Regions from separate parts of the Homo sapiens genome. Here region 2 is linked to region 1. The links are chromatin contacts, found by Hi-C or POLR2A ChIA-PET in ENCODE. All regions are on one chromosome and are shown on one strand. The core of a region is the stretch at or near the end of the contact, and the rest is flanking DNA. Distances in the headings are between cores, read along the strand shown.

Region 1 (6,294 bases), core at 1,509-4,008:
GCAATTAAAACTTTAAATAGAAAGTTTTTAAAAGCCTATGTTTTAAAATTGCACAAGTAAAAAAACACATTAACATCAGAAGAAAGAAGCTTATTGGCATTTTTATTTCTGGAACTAATGTAAGAGTTGGGAATGTTTAACAAAAAGTACAAACAAGAAGCAAGTTTTCAGAGGGGATTTGATTCAGGTAAATGTATTATAAACTGGGATGCTGAGTATGGGGTAAATAAACTAAAAAGGAAAAGAAAAAGTGATTAGGGAAATCACATTAGAAACAAGGGAAAAAAGCTCCAGAAAGTCAATCACACAAATTTCTCTATCCTATATTAAAGACAGAAATTCCCCCTCTTCCATTCTGAGGCCTTTGCCTCTCATCTCGCTGGCACTTTGTTCTGCTTATTTTGCATATGTCATATGTATCTCTTTTTCATACATCTTCAAACACTCCCACTCTTCACCAACTTTTCCCCCGAGTCTACTAGTCTCTGCCTCTTTTCTCAACCCTCTTTAATCCATCTTTTTTTTTTGAGACAAGGTCTTGCTCTGTCACCCAGGCTGGAGTGCAGTGGTGCAATCTCAGCTCACTGCAGCCTCCACCTCCCAGGTTCAAGCGATTCACCCACCTCAGCCTCCCAAGTAGCTGGGATTAGAGGGGAACGCCACCACATCCAGCAAATTGTTGCATTCTTAGTAGATGGGGTTTCACCATGTTGCCCAGGCTGGTCTCAAACTCCTGACCTCAGGTGATCCACCCGCCTTGGCCTCCCAAAGTGCTGGAATTACAGGCGTGAGCCACCACACCTGGACCCTCTTTAATCGATCTTTATGTTGATGCCAACTGAGTGTCTAAAGGCACAAATCTGATCACATCAGGGACCTGGTTTAAAATCTTTGGGATATAGTCCCAAATCCTTAATGTAAGCAGGACTTCATAATCTGTCCCCTGCTTTTGTCTCTTTATATTTTATCACTTCCTAATACTGGACCTATAGATGAACTGGTCCATACCAAATTACCTGTCATTACTTGAGTGTATGATCATCCCTTTTGAGATTTCACATTATTCCTTGCTCCAATTACCCTTCTCTCACTCAACTTTCAGCTCAGCTCAGATTCACTTTCTCTATGATGCCTTTTCTAACTCTCCCAAGCTAAAGTGAGTATTGCTCCTGTGTTGCTATTATAACCAGTACATATTTCTTTTTTAAGTTTATTTCCAGCTTTATAGAGGTATGGTTGACAAATAAAAATTGTATATATTTAAGATGTACAATGTGAAGTTTTGATATACATATACTTTGGAAAATGATTACCAAAATCAAGCTAATTAACATATTCATCACCTCACATAGTACCTTTTGTGTGTCCGTGTGTGTGTCTGGTAAGAACATTTAAGATCTACTCTCTTAGCAAATATCAAGTCTATAATACATTATTATTAAACCAGTACATACTTCTGCTTTAATACTTTTAAATTGTTTATCTTTCCTGCTATTTATTCCCTTGAGGACAACAAGTTTTGCACTCTGTAAATATTTGGTGAAAAGGCTTAAACAACAGAACAATTCTAATTTAAAATATTCTATTAAAAAATGGAAATGAGAAGAAGTCATAAAATTAACAACTGGTCCATCCAGCAGGGACTCTTAGGTTGAGCAAATGAGCAAGCAGTAAGTTCCTGAAGAATGCATGTTATCCTAATCATGTAGACCTCAACAGCAGCAACAGCTTTCCTGGTCAACATAAAAAGGCAACAATTATTAGAGTCCTGAATCCCTAACCTAGGGCACAGATTATGAAGTCCAGGTTGAAAGAGTTAAGGATAAGAAGGTCAGGCATCTGCTGGATTTAAAGCCCATGGTAATGGCTAGCGAAACACAATAATCAGGGAAGCTTAAGATCTGGGCATTTTTCTGAAAGATGAGATCCATAGCTCTCATCAGTTCTCAGAGGACCCCATGACTTCAAAACTATTAAGAATCATTGATTTATATAGATGAAGGAGGCATCTCAAAGAGTATGTCAGTAGCTTTAGGGGAAAAAATATAAAACATTAAAAAACTGTACCTATATATTTAGCATGTACTAGATTTAAACTGAACAAATATAATCTAAAAATATTTATGTGCCCATTACTTACTTATTTGGTATCTACAGCTGAGTAAAAATTAAGTTATTTAAAATACCAACGCCATGGAAGAAGGGATCCCCTGAATCTAAGAGCCACAGAAAAAGGAAAAAAATGGCACATTTAAAAGCTGCACCGTCTGACAGCTAAGGTTAAAAAAAAAAAAAAAGCTACAGAAGCAAAAAGCCAAAGTATTGAGTAAGTTATTACCAAACATCTACAGTGTAGGAATAAGTTAAATTCATGAGAAAGCATGTAAAAGAGAAAGAGGTGTAAGAAACAAAATTAATGCTACAATAGAACACTCTTAAAATCGTCACTTTGTTAACCCACTGATCCAAGTCAGACTCCTAAAATGGTCTCTTATGCCATTTGTAGACTTCACTGGAAACACACAAAATGAAAAGGTGTCAACAGGTGAGGACACTCAATTACATTTGGAAAAAAAATTAAGTATTGACAGGCTAGATCTGGATATCATAAATACTATATAAAAAGAAAATTTGAATTTTATACTATTTACAAAATGCCAGTCTTAAACCCCAGGAAAACAGCATAATGATGGTGCTTAACTGTAGTGAACCGTTGGAACAACTCTGAACCAAAAGACCGCACCTGTTCCTGCCCTACATATGTGAGACAAACAGGGGAAACCCACAACCACAACTGACCAAGTGCGGTTCCACTCACCATAGGACTTCTAGTATGGCATGCTTTCAGGAGAAAGATTAAAAACATGATGGCATTAAATAACGTTCCAAGGAAACCACGTGCATGGCACTCAAAGAGAGCTTTTGTTTTTTCCTCTTAAAGATGCTAAGAGACGAGTGTAAACCGTACTGAGTAAGAAATTCTTTTAATAGAAGAAATGGAAAAAAAAAAAAAACACCCCACCTAGCTTGTCCATGTAAATACATGGACTACCAATTGCTGCTGCAGAAAAGTCACATTCCTGGGCATACTGGCATCACAATGCATTCATAAGCTACAATATTAACTAGGATTTAAACACTGCCTGGCAATATTTTGTGTGTGCGCCTACTCAGTTCTTTCTCTGGGTCTACTTAGAATTATTTCAAACTTTTCTTTAAAGACTATCCTTCACTCTCTTAAAAATTCATCATCATCATCACCACCACCACCACCCTCAGTACCCTCACATCCTATTTTGCAGAGGAAAAAGAAAAGCTATCAGAATAAGAACTAATTTTTTGAACCCTAGATCAATTTGACTCATCATCATTTTACAGATGGTAAAACTGAGACTGAAAACAACAAAACCTTGCTGAAATGATAAGTAGTGGAGCTGAGACACTGAATCCACATGTTTTCCTTTCTCCTTGCCTCACCCTGCAACTCCACACACACCATGATCATACTGTAGAAAATTGGGAAGATAGAGGGGAAACCTCTACTTATAAGTAATGGAAATATTTGCAGAAAGAAAATCTCATCTGTAATCCAACCATATTAAAACAAATTATTTTTTTTCTCTTAATACCCATTTATGCTACACTGTACATGCAACACTATGTCCTGCTTTGTTAAAATGTCTTACGCATTTCTTTTGTCATTATATAGTGTTCATCATTATTAAATGTGTAATAACAGCCCAAGAACAAATGTACTATAATTTTTACAACGCTTCCTTTTATTTGCACATTCCCTAAACTTTTCTTTCGTTTCTATTCTGTCTTCTATTCCAACCTCTCTTCCAGTCAAATGCAAAATACTCCATGGGAAATTCCTCATGCATTTAGACAGTTAGTGGCAGGCTTGAGGAAGATACGATATTAGGGGTAAGGACCTTAATCTAGGTTCCAAAAATTGTTAAATTCAGAAGGAAAGCCCTATGCATATATTCCAGATTGGCAGGAGGCAGGGACATATAAGGAACAGTATTTTATTAGGAATAGAAGAAATGAACTTCTTGACATCAAACCTACAAACATTCCTGCATCTCCTCTTGCCACAAGGGTAGAGATGGTCCTCTCCCCTCTCACTTCCCAGCATTTGTGCTTTGGACCTCCTTCTCTCAGGCCTTGTATGGGGTTTTAAACCATTAAAATCTCCTCTCTCCCTGTATCTTCAGACTCTGCCCCTCTACTGTCTCCTTCTCTTAAACACTAAACATGCTAATGTCTCTCCCATCTAAAATGAAAAACTTCTTTTTCTAACCTACACTATTCCTCCAGGTATCATTTCTCATCATAGATGAACCATTTTAAAGAGTTGACTATATACCATTTCCCACTTCCTACCTTCACAGTCACTTCTGAATCTGAAACATTCTTGTTTCCTAGCCCATTACTCAGCTTTATAAGTCATTGATGGCCTTTCCCTAAATCCTAAAAGGACATATGCATTCTGATTACTTTACCTTGCAGTCACAGTTGTCACTACTGACCTTTCTTCTTCCTTCAGAAAACCCTCACTTATTCTTGTTTTCTATTATGCTACACTCTCCTGATTTTCCTCCTACCTTTTTAGCTGAGCCTCTGTCTTTTTTTTTTTTTTTTTTTTTTTTTTTGAGAGAGTCTCACTCTGTCACCTAGGCTGGAGTGCAGTGGCATGATCTCAGCTCACTGTAACCTCCGTCTCCCAGGTTCAAGCTATTCATCTGCCTCAACCTCCTGAGTAGCTGGGATTACAGGTGCCTGCCACCAGTGCCTGGCTTATTTTGTATTTTTAGTAGCGACAGGGTTTCACCATGTTGGCCAGGCTGGTCTCGAACTCCTGATCTCAAGTGATCCACCCGCCTCAGCCTCCCAAAGTGCTGGGATTACAGGCATGAGCCACCATACCTGGCCACCTTCTTTCTCCTTTACAGCCTCTTCTTCCTCCTCATTCCTTGGATGTTAATATTGCAAGGTTTCTGTACAAGGCTCATTTCCCTCCCCACTCATGGGTAATACCATTCAACCATCTCTCTCTCTCTTTCTTTTTTTAGAGATGAGGTATCGCTATGTTTCTCAGGCTGGATTCAAACACCTGGGTTCAAGTGATCCTCCCACCTCAGCCTCCTGAGTAGCTGTTACTATAGACACGCACCACTGCACCCAGCTTCATTTCCCTCTCCTTTAAACATCAGACCCATGTAACCAGATGCCTGCTCAACATCTCCACTTGGATGGTATGTATTTCAGTTTCAGCACAGGGCCTTAACAGCTGAACTCTTCACCAAATCCTACCATTTCTACTTCAAGCTTATATCCCTCAAATCCTTCTACTTCTCTTGCTCCGCAATGATTATACACTAGTTCAAGTAACCATTCTCTACTCCTTACTGCACGAGCCTTCTAAGTGCTCCTCTATTTCTGGACTTATTCGTGTTCCATCCATTATCTATTCTATAGAACTAGAGTGACATGGCTAAGATTGTAAACCTAAAATAAAATTGTAAGGTCCCCCAACCATCTAAATGGACTTCCTCCTTGGCCAGGGCACTCTTAAGATTTAACCTGAAAGACTGGTTCAGGCCATGACAGGAAGTGGGAGTGGGACTTGCCTCATTATATTCTCCAGTGTTAACATCAACACAGACTTTAAATCTGATAAGAAGCATTTACAAGCTATTCTCGCTGAAGCCTGCTACAGGCTTCATCTGCGTAATAAGAAATTTGCTTTCCATAATTGCTTATCTTAATCCAGACAGTTCTTTTCCATTGATCCCAGGTCTTCAGATAAACTCAACCAATTGCCAATCAGAAAATTTTTAAATCTACTATAACCTGGAAGCCCCTGCTTTGAGTAGTCTTGTCTTTCTAGATTGAACCAATGTATTTCTTAAATGTATTTGATTGAAGTCTCGTGTCTCCCTAAGATGTACGAAATCAAGCTGCACCCTGACCACCTTGGGAACATGTTCTCAGGACCTCCCAAGGGCTGTGTCAAGGGCCACGGTCATTTATATTTGGCTCAGAATAAATCTTTTCAAATTTTTTACAGAGTTTTACTCTTTTCTTTGACAAGATGTAAATAAACAGTATTACTCTCCTGCTTAAAAACTGCATTGTATTCTCTTTATATTTCAATTCAAATTCACAGTTTACAAATTCAGCCTCATCCCTAATCACTCTATCACCTCAATTTCCAACATAATGAATTTCTTTCTTTTCTTCCCATGTGCTATACTCTCTCTGCCTTTCACCTCTAAGTCTCTGCAC
Region 2 (6,294 bases), core at 2,977-5,476, 220 kb after region 1:
TCTTAATTTTTCAGATCCACTCCTTTATCCAAATGTACTGTCTAACTGCTAGGGTCTGAGATCAAAGGATGACCAGATCGCTCTTGTGCAAGGAAGAGATGTTCAGCATGGTACTAATCAATGTGTATATTTACTGTGTAGTTTACCCCAGAAGAAAAGAGGAAACCGGCTGCGTAAATGGAATTTGGAGGAAGGTAATACCTCCTGCCAAACAACATCGCTATCCGTGAAATCTCTACAGTCTTTCTGGATAAGAGGTTGCCAAGATTTCTGTAGACATGGTCTTCCTTTCCACTCCTGGAAATAATCCCTTTAGGGCAGAATTGAAACACATTAGCAGGTAACACTTTCTGCCTTTGTTCTTGTAGAGTGAAAAGAAACTGGGCCTTATATCCACTGTTGGGATGGTACGTGAAATGCAAACTACTCCTCTTTCATAGAAAATTTCTGGAAGTCATTGCCTTGAAAAGTTTTTAAAAAGTATTCTCAGCATCCTAAAATAATGGAAAATAACTTGTGAATAATCAGTGCTACGGTTTAAATGTGTCCCCCAAAAAGCACGTGTTGGAAACTTAACCCCCAATGCAGTAGTGTTGGGAGATGGGCCTAATGGGAAGTATTTAGGTCATGAGGGTGAACCCTCATAAATGGATTAATGCTGATTATAAAAGGGCTTGAGGCAGTGAGTTTGATCTCTTACTCTCTCTTGCCAATGTGATGCCTTCTACCATGAATGATGCAACAAGAAGGCCTTCACCAGATGCAGCTCCTCGAGCCAAATAAACTTCTATTGTTTATAAAAATTACCCAGTCTGTGGTATTCTGTTATAGCAGCACAAAAGGAACTAAGACAATGAGCTATAAATTATTTTTCCCTTCTTTGCTCTCTTTATCTCTGAGAATGTGAGGACTTAGCATTGAACATTGCAATGATTTATGGACAATGTCAAAGGTCTCTGAAAAATAATAATTTGCCATTTTGCTGAGGCAAGCATCAGAATCCTAAACATTATTGTCTGAGAACAAATCACTTGATTAGTGAGTGGGCCCAGCCATCCACCTGGTATTCACATCACAAGCAAGATCTTACAGCTTTCTTTAATTGTCATGTCTGCAATAAATCCTGTGAAGAGATAATAACTTTGTTTCTTTGTGAAAAATGGCCCTGTAAAGAAAGTCAACTGTTAGTGCTTGTGTTGAAAAGTGATGGCATTTATTAATTTGCATGATTATATTTAGATAATTACATGATTAGATTAATATTTAGAGTACAATTAGGTGCACAATGTTGACGGCTGCTTGATATACTTAGAAATTTGGAGGGTCTCTGTGTACAGAGACATTTCTCTATAGCCTGGCACATGTCTTCTTGGAAAATGGATGGCAAGAAAACTTCCGGCTTTACCTGTTGGTTACGGAAAAAAAGAATATTTTATATTACTGTGATCTTTTGGGAGGCAGGCATCTTTAGTAAACCAAATGTTCTGTGTCACTGCTAGGGTCTGAAATTGCTGTTTGGCAACAAAAGCTCTCTCGGGTCAGGGAAGCAGTTGCTTTCCCCTAAATTTTTCTTTTAAAAAATCCTCTGCAGTTGACCTCATTGTTCACCATTCTGCAGATGAGAAAGGACTCAATTGTTTTCAGCTGAGAGTTCCACATAGCAATCACAATAATGCCAGAATCATACAAACCACTGAATTAAGGTGGCTCCCCAACCCGCTATCACCAGGCTGTTGACAGGCGAAGAGCTGAAGCCATCTTTGATATATATTTCCCATCCTCTCTTCCCTGGAATGTTATTAGGCACATTAGGTTCTAACTGGAGCACTAATCATTGAATCATTTATTATTCTGCACATGCCCCTTACTGGTAGTCAGTGAAACTCAGATGAGAATACCCCACCCAGGATTTGATTGTGATGACACATGGCAAGATGTCAAGCATCTCCAGAGGCCTTAGATGTTTGGCCTATTGCCATTTGAGAAATGGCCTCTGATTTTCATTTAGACTTCATGAGGATGTTGCAAAAAATTGTTCTTATAACTGGTGCTATCTGTAATTCTTAATGGTAGTCTTGGAAATGTGGTAGCATTGTACAGTTGGGCTTATAGTCTCTGAAGAATCTTTGCTGTCTCAGAAGAACTCAAGGAAACTGAATTTCCAGACCTGGCAAAGATCCATTTTTTAAAACTGCTTGTTTAGCCTTGTTGCCTTGAGTCAAATAAAGCAAGTTACTTTATGAAGCATGAACAATGGCAGAAACATATCATTAAAATGTTAATTTAATTTGACTTGTTGAGGTAAGAATTCAGACAGTTTGGTTTACCGAAAAGAGACTGGGATTAGTGGTACTGTTGTTGATCTGGAATGAATCTGGTCATGTGAATGAGAGTTCTAAGGCAAAGAGAATGGGTGTAGTTATGAAGACTTTCTACCTTTGCTGTAGGTTCAGGACTAAAGTATAAAATGTGCTTTCTTCAGTTGTTCATTTTGTACTTTTGACACACATTAAATCCACTTTTAAGAGGTAGGTAAATTTAATATGTATTTGGCTGATAAGTTTAAATTTGTGATCATATGTTTTTCATTTATTCCTCCCTTTTCCTCACTTCTCTGAACCAAAATGGGATGAAGGTCTCATTCTCAAATGCTGTGATCTTGTTTTGCAAATCACCAACGGGTCCATCGTATAAGTTAAAACTTTGCAGGCCCAGGTGTCACAAGAGTATTCTTTTCTATTTGCCAAGATAAAATCCCGACTTATGGCTTGGGACCATATTGTAAAATGTAAATAACATTTTAATGAGTACTATAGAGGAAGACTTTGCTGGGCCAGTTGCCCACCACTGAAGGGCTGGATTTAAGTGTACCTTGGGTTATAATGAAACTAGTTTGGTGGTCTTAGCCTCCCTAGTAGACATTTTCCCACATTAGAAAACCAGCACAGGATTTCATGCAATTCCGTACAAAGGACAATTGCAGTTCTGCTCAAAACCAGAACTGGAGTGTGGATGGGGTAACTAGAGGAGAAGCTAGAGGAGGAAGAACAACAGGGAGCCTTTCAATCCAAAGTTAAACTCCTGCCTAGATTTAGGAGGAAAAGGGAAGGGGAAAAATAATTGCATATGTATTTTTATTTCTGTCCACATTCTGTAATCTCAAATACCATCTGAAGATATCTTCTCCTTTCCATTTCCTGCACTGTCCATGTTCTTGACTCTGTGAGAATATGTATTTCAAAAACTTTGACTAAAAGCATTGTGTTAACCTCTCTATACTAGTAACTCCAGCTCCTGGAGCTGTAGGACTCAACACCCACATCTCAACTAGATTCCATAGAAATTGTATTCATGTGTTTCTTACCTCTCCTGATTCCAAATTCATCTTTTCTAACTAGCTGCATCTCACTTGTCCCTTAACCAAGGTGCCGTCCCAGTTCCCATAGGGGGCCCTTTGTAATGACAGGTACACACCTTCATCTCTTAGTTTTTGCACTAGTCTATATGGAAGTTAATGCCTAATCATATACATTTGATACTCTATTACTGTTCTAATTGACTGACTGAAAGTATAAGCCAACCTTTTAAAGCTAGAGGAAGAAAACCCCAAGCGTAAGATGCTACACTCCTGACCTCACTATACTTCAACGAAAGAGAATTATTCAGTCCTTTTTCTCTTTGGAAAAAGACTCTGGCTCTAAATCCCTTAATGATTCTACCTGATTTAAATCTGACTATAATCCTGCATGGTAAATTAAGATTCTGCACCTTTTCACCCTTGCTTTTGGAATAATGTGTCTAACCCAACACCTGCCTAAAGAGATCAGATCCTCTAAATGATCCAAAGCCATTCTGCTTGGGAATGGAAACCGTAGCATCAGCTCCAAGAGAAGCAAATGGTGCTAACTCCCTCTGACTCGGACAGTGCTTCCACTCATGGGGGCTTCATAAGTGGTTGCATTTAGAGACCCGCTCCCTGAAAAAAAGGATATCTGTTTCTTCCAATTGCATGTGGAGTTCCCTGAACAGTCATTACAGGTCTCTTCCAGCATCCCCTTCCCTTCAATGTCCCCCACCCCCATTCCCACTCCCAGTAAAATTAGACAAGCCTATATTCTACTTAGAGGAAGAAGGTATTGTCCCTGGGAGGTTCCCAGGTCCCCAGCCATTAGAAGAAATCTCCAGGTCTGTCTCAGCACAGTACTTCCCTGTAGCAGGATAATGTGCCCTTCCTGGAGCTGGGCCGACTTTGCCCTAAGGTTACATTTCTACACAAAGAAGCCTTTAAGGGTGCTGTTGCAGGCCTCCACACTGGAGGTTTATATCTGTCAATCTTAGAAAAAAAGGAGGCTGTAATAAAACTGCAGGAGCCAGCAGTGGGGGATTACAACTCCAGGATCAGAGGAGGTCTGCCTCACAGCCCCGCTAGATGCTGAGATTGGCCTCTCTGAGGATGGAGAACAATAAAGCGGAAGGAATTTAAGTCAATTGGCTGCTGGATTGCATTAGCAGGACTCAGAGAAGGGGCACTTGCTGAGGGTGGTGCCTGGATTCTTGGCCGCTGCCCTTGTGCCAACCAAGCTGGGAGATCCAGAGTCTGAGGGAATGAGAAAAGTTCACCCAAGTCCAACAAGTTGGGGAGGCCTGTGGCATGCAGACACCCAAATTGGAGACTGTGTGTGCTGCAGCCATTGCAGCTCCAAGTGTAATTTAGTTGATTTACAGTTAATATGAGCAAATATTAATTAAGGTTTCAGTGAGTGACCATGATAGGCAGAAAAACAGGAAATACATCAGAAGGTGTGCTGGAACACTTTGCAAAGAAAACAGGAGGAAAAGCAAAAGTAGTGGCCTCTGGGAGCTGGGCAAAGAGAGTATTGGGGGAGTCTGAAAGTGGACCTGCCTGGTGGAAGGCATGCAGGTGGGGGAGGTGGAGTAGAGAATAGAGAAGAGAATAGCTGAGACTAGAGAGGACATCACTGACACCTGCCCAGCAGCTCTGCAGCCTTGAATTTGGCAGTGTGGTCCTGATGCCTGCATGGAAGGCTTGTTGGACCCAGCTTGAGAGCTTCCTAAAATATCCTTGGGCCTGATGCAATATCACTTTGTGATGGCACTGCATTGCGATGTGGTGACAGGATAACCTGGTGGTGGAGAGGGAAGGCCTTTTATGTCTTCATATGATTTCATCTGAGAGAGGCCAAATGAGCCCGGCACTCCCAAAGGAGAATGGGTGGGTTGGAAGAGTGGTTAAGCTCTCTGATGTGGAAGGAATAGAGTTCCCGTCCACCCACCCCCACGACAGAGGGCTAGATGCCTGGGAGATGCTCAGTTAGGAGAGGGAAACTCTGGAGGACAATCCCAAGGGGCCTCTCAGCAGTTCACAGGGGCTCTAAAACGCTAAGGGGAGGAAGAGCAGTGTTAACATCAGCCTTCACCTGGAGAAGGCAGCACAAAGAACAGGGCAGCTTCCCCCTAGAATATGCCCTCTGAGTAAGGGAAAAGGAGTTGGATTGGGAAAGGAGAGACGACACAGGCCTAGTGTGGAGAAAGCCACCAGGAGCTCCAGCACTCTCCAAGGTTTGGCCTAGGTCATCTCCAAATAAAAACAGTTTGCCTAGCTCTAGGCAAGCCCTTGTTCTGCATAATGATTTGAATTTTGAAATGTGACTTAAACCTTGCAAAGGAATGCAACTCTTTTCTCCCTCCCCCAGGCCATTCTATCTTTCTTAGAGGGCCAGAGGTGGATCAGAGGGAGGAAGGTTTAAAATTTTAGCCCCTTTACCAAAACATGGAAAGTGTCAACCACTAAGTCTCCCGCCATCCCCGCCCCCAATGCTCAAAGTGTTCAAAACTAAAAGCTACAGCATCTTTTCAGCAAGTAATCAGCACAAGTTGAAAGGCACATGCTGTTGCATTTCTGATCAGATTGTATGTTAAGCAGGAAAATATACCCCCACCCCAACCCTTTTTGGCTAAATGCATGTCTGTTTAAAGAAGCCACCAGGCAGTGCCTCTCACTTTGTCTTGGCAGGGCACAACCATCAGACGAAGTGGGAGGAAGAAACATTAACTTCAACAGCTGTTTCTTGACCCCGGCTGTCAGTCTTCCCAAGAATAAATTTTGGAGAGTCCTATTTGAAACAAAGAGGGAGTTTTGGGGGAGAGAAAAGTTGGTTGGTTCCAGGGCGACCGCCCAAAGAAGCAGGGAACAAGATGTTTGCAGTTACCACGCAGCCTGCAAGCCTCTGCCGGGTGCAGGGATGGAGCAAAGTAACTTGAAAGCTCCCCTCT

What was found. Hi-C counts contacts between places; a loop is a spot of excess contacts on that map. ChIA-PET counts read pairs that join two places held with the same protein, here RNA polymerase II (POLR2A). Pooled maps may share reads with other maps.
Region 2: a loop to region 1 is called in a map of heart left ventricle, with 2.9 times the contacts of the local background. The contact joins two enhancer-like sites. A Hi-C loop is called at or near these places in 2 of 168 maps with a recorded cell type or tissue (OCI-LY7 and heart left ventricle), 8 of 37 single-sample maps with no recorded cell type and 4 of 50 pooled maps. POLR2A ChIA-PET finds 5 or more read pairs at or near these places in 4 of 52 experiments (OCI-LY7, WTC11, activated CD4-positive, alpha-beta memory T cell and 1 more).

What each region holds. Positions count from the first base shown.
Region 1 is chr5:81,628,478-81,634,771 of GRCh38, forward strand. All of the region lies in intron 3 of SSBP2 (single stranded DNA binding protein 2), which reads right to left. Among named protein-coding and RNA genes, the nearest start is that of SSBP2, 120 kb to the right of the region's middle. Within about 2 kb of position 2,759, at least 2 of the 41 ENCODE cell types and tissues checked have a DNase peak (open chromatin) inside an H3K27ac peak, as active enhancers do.
Region 2 is chr5:81,845,570-81,851,863 of GRCh38, forward strand. No RefSeq gene overlaps it. Among named protein-coding and RNA genes, the nearest start is that of SSBP2, 98 kb to the left of the region's middle. Within about 2 kb of position 4,227, at least 4 of the 41 ENCODE cell types and tissues checked have a DNase peak (open chromatin) inside an H3K27ac peak, as active enhancers do.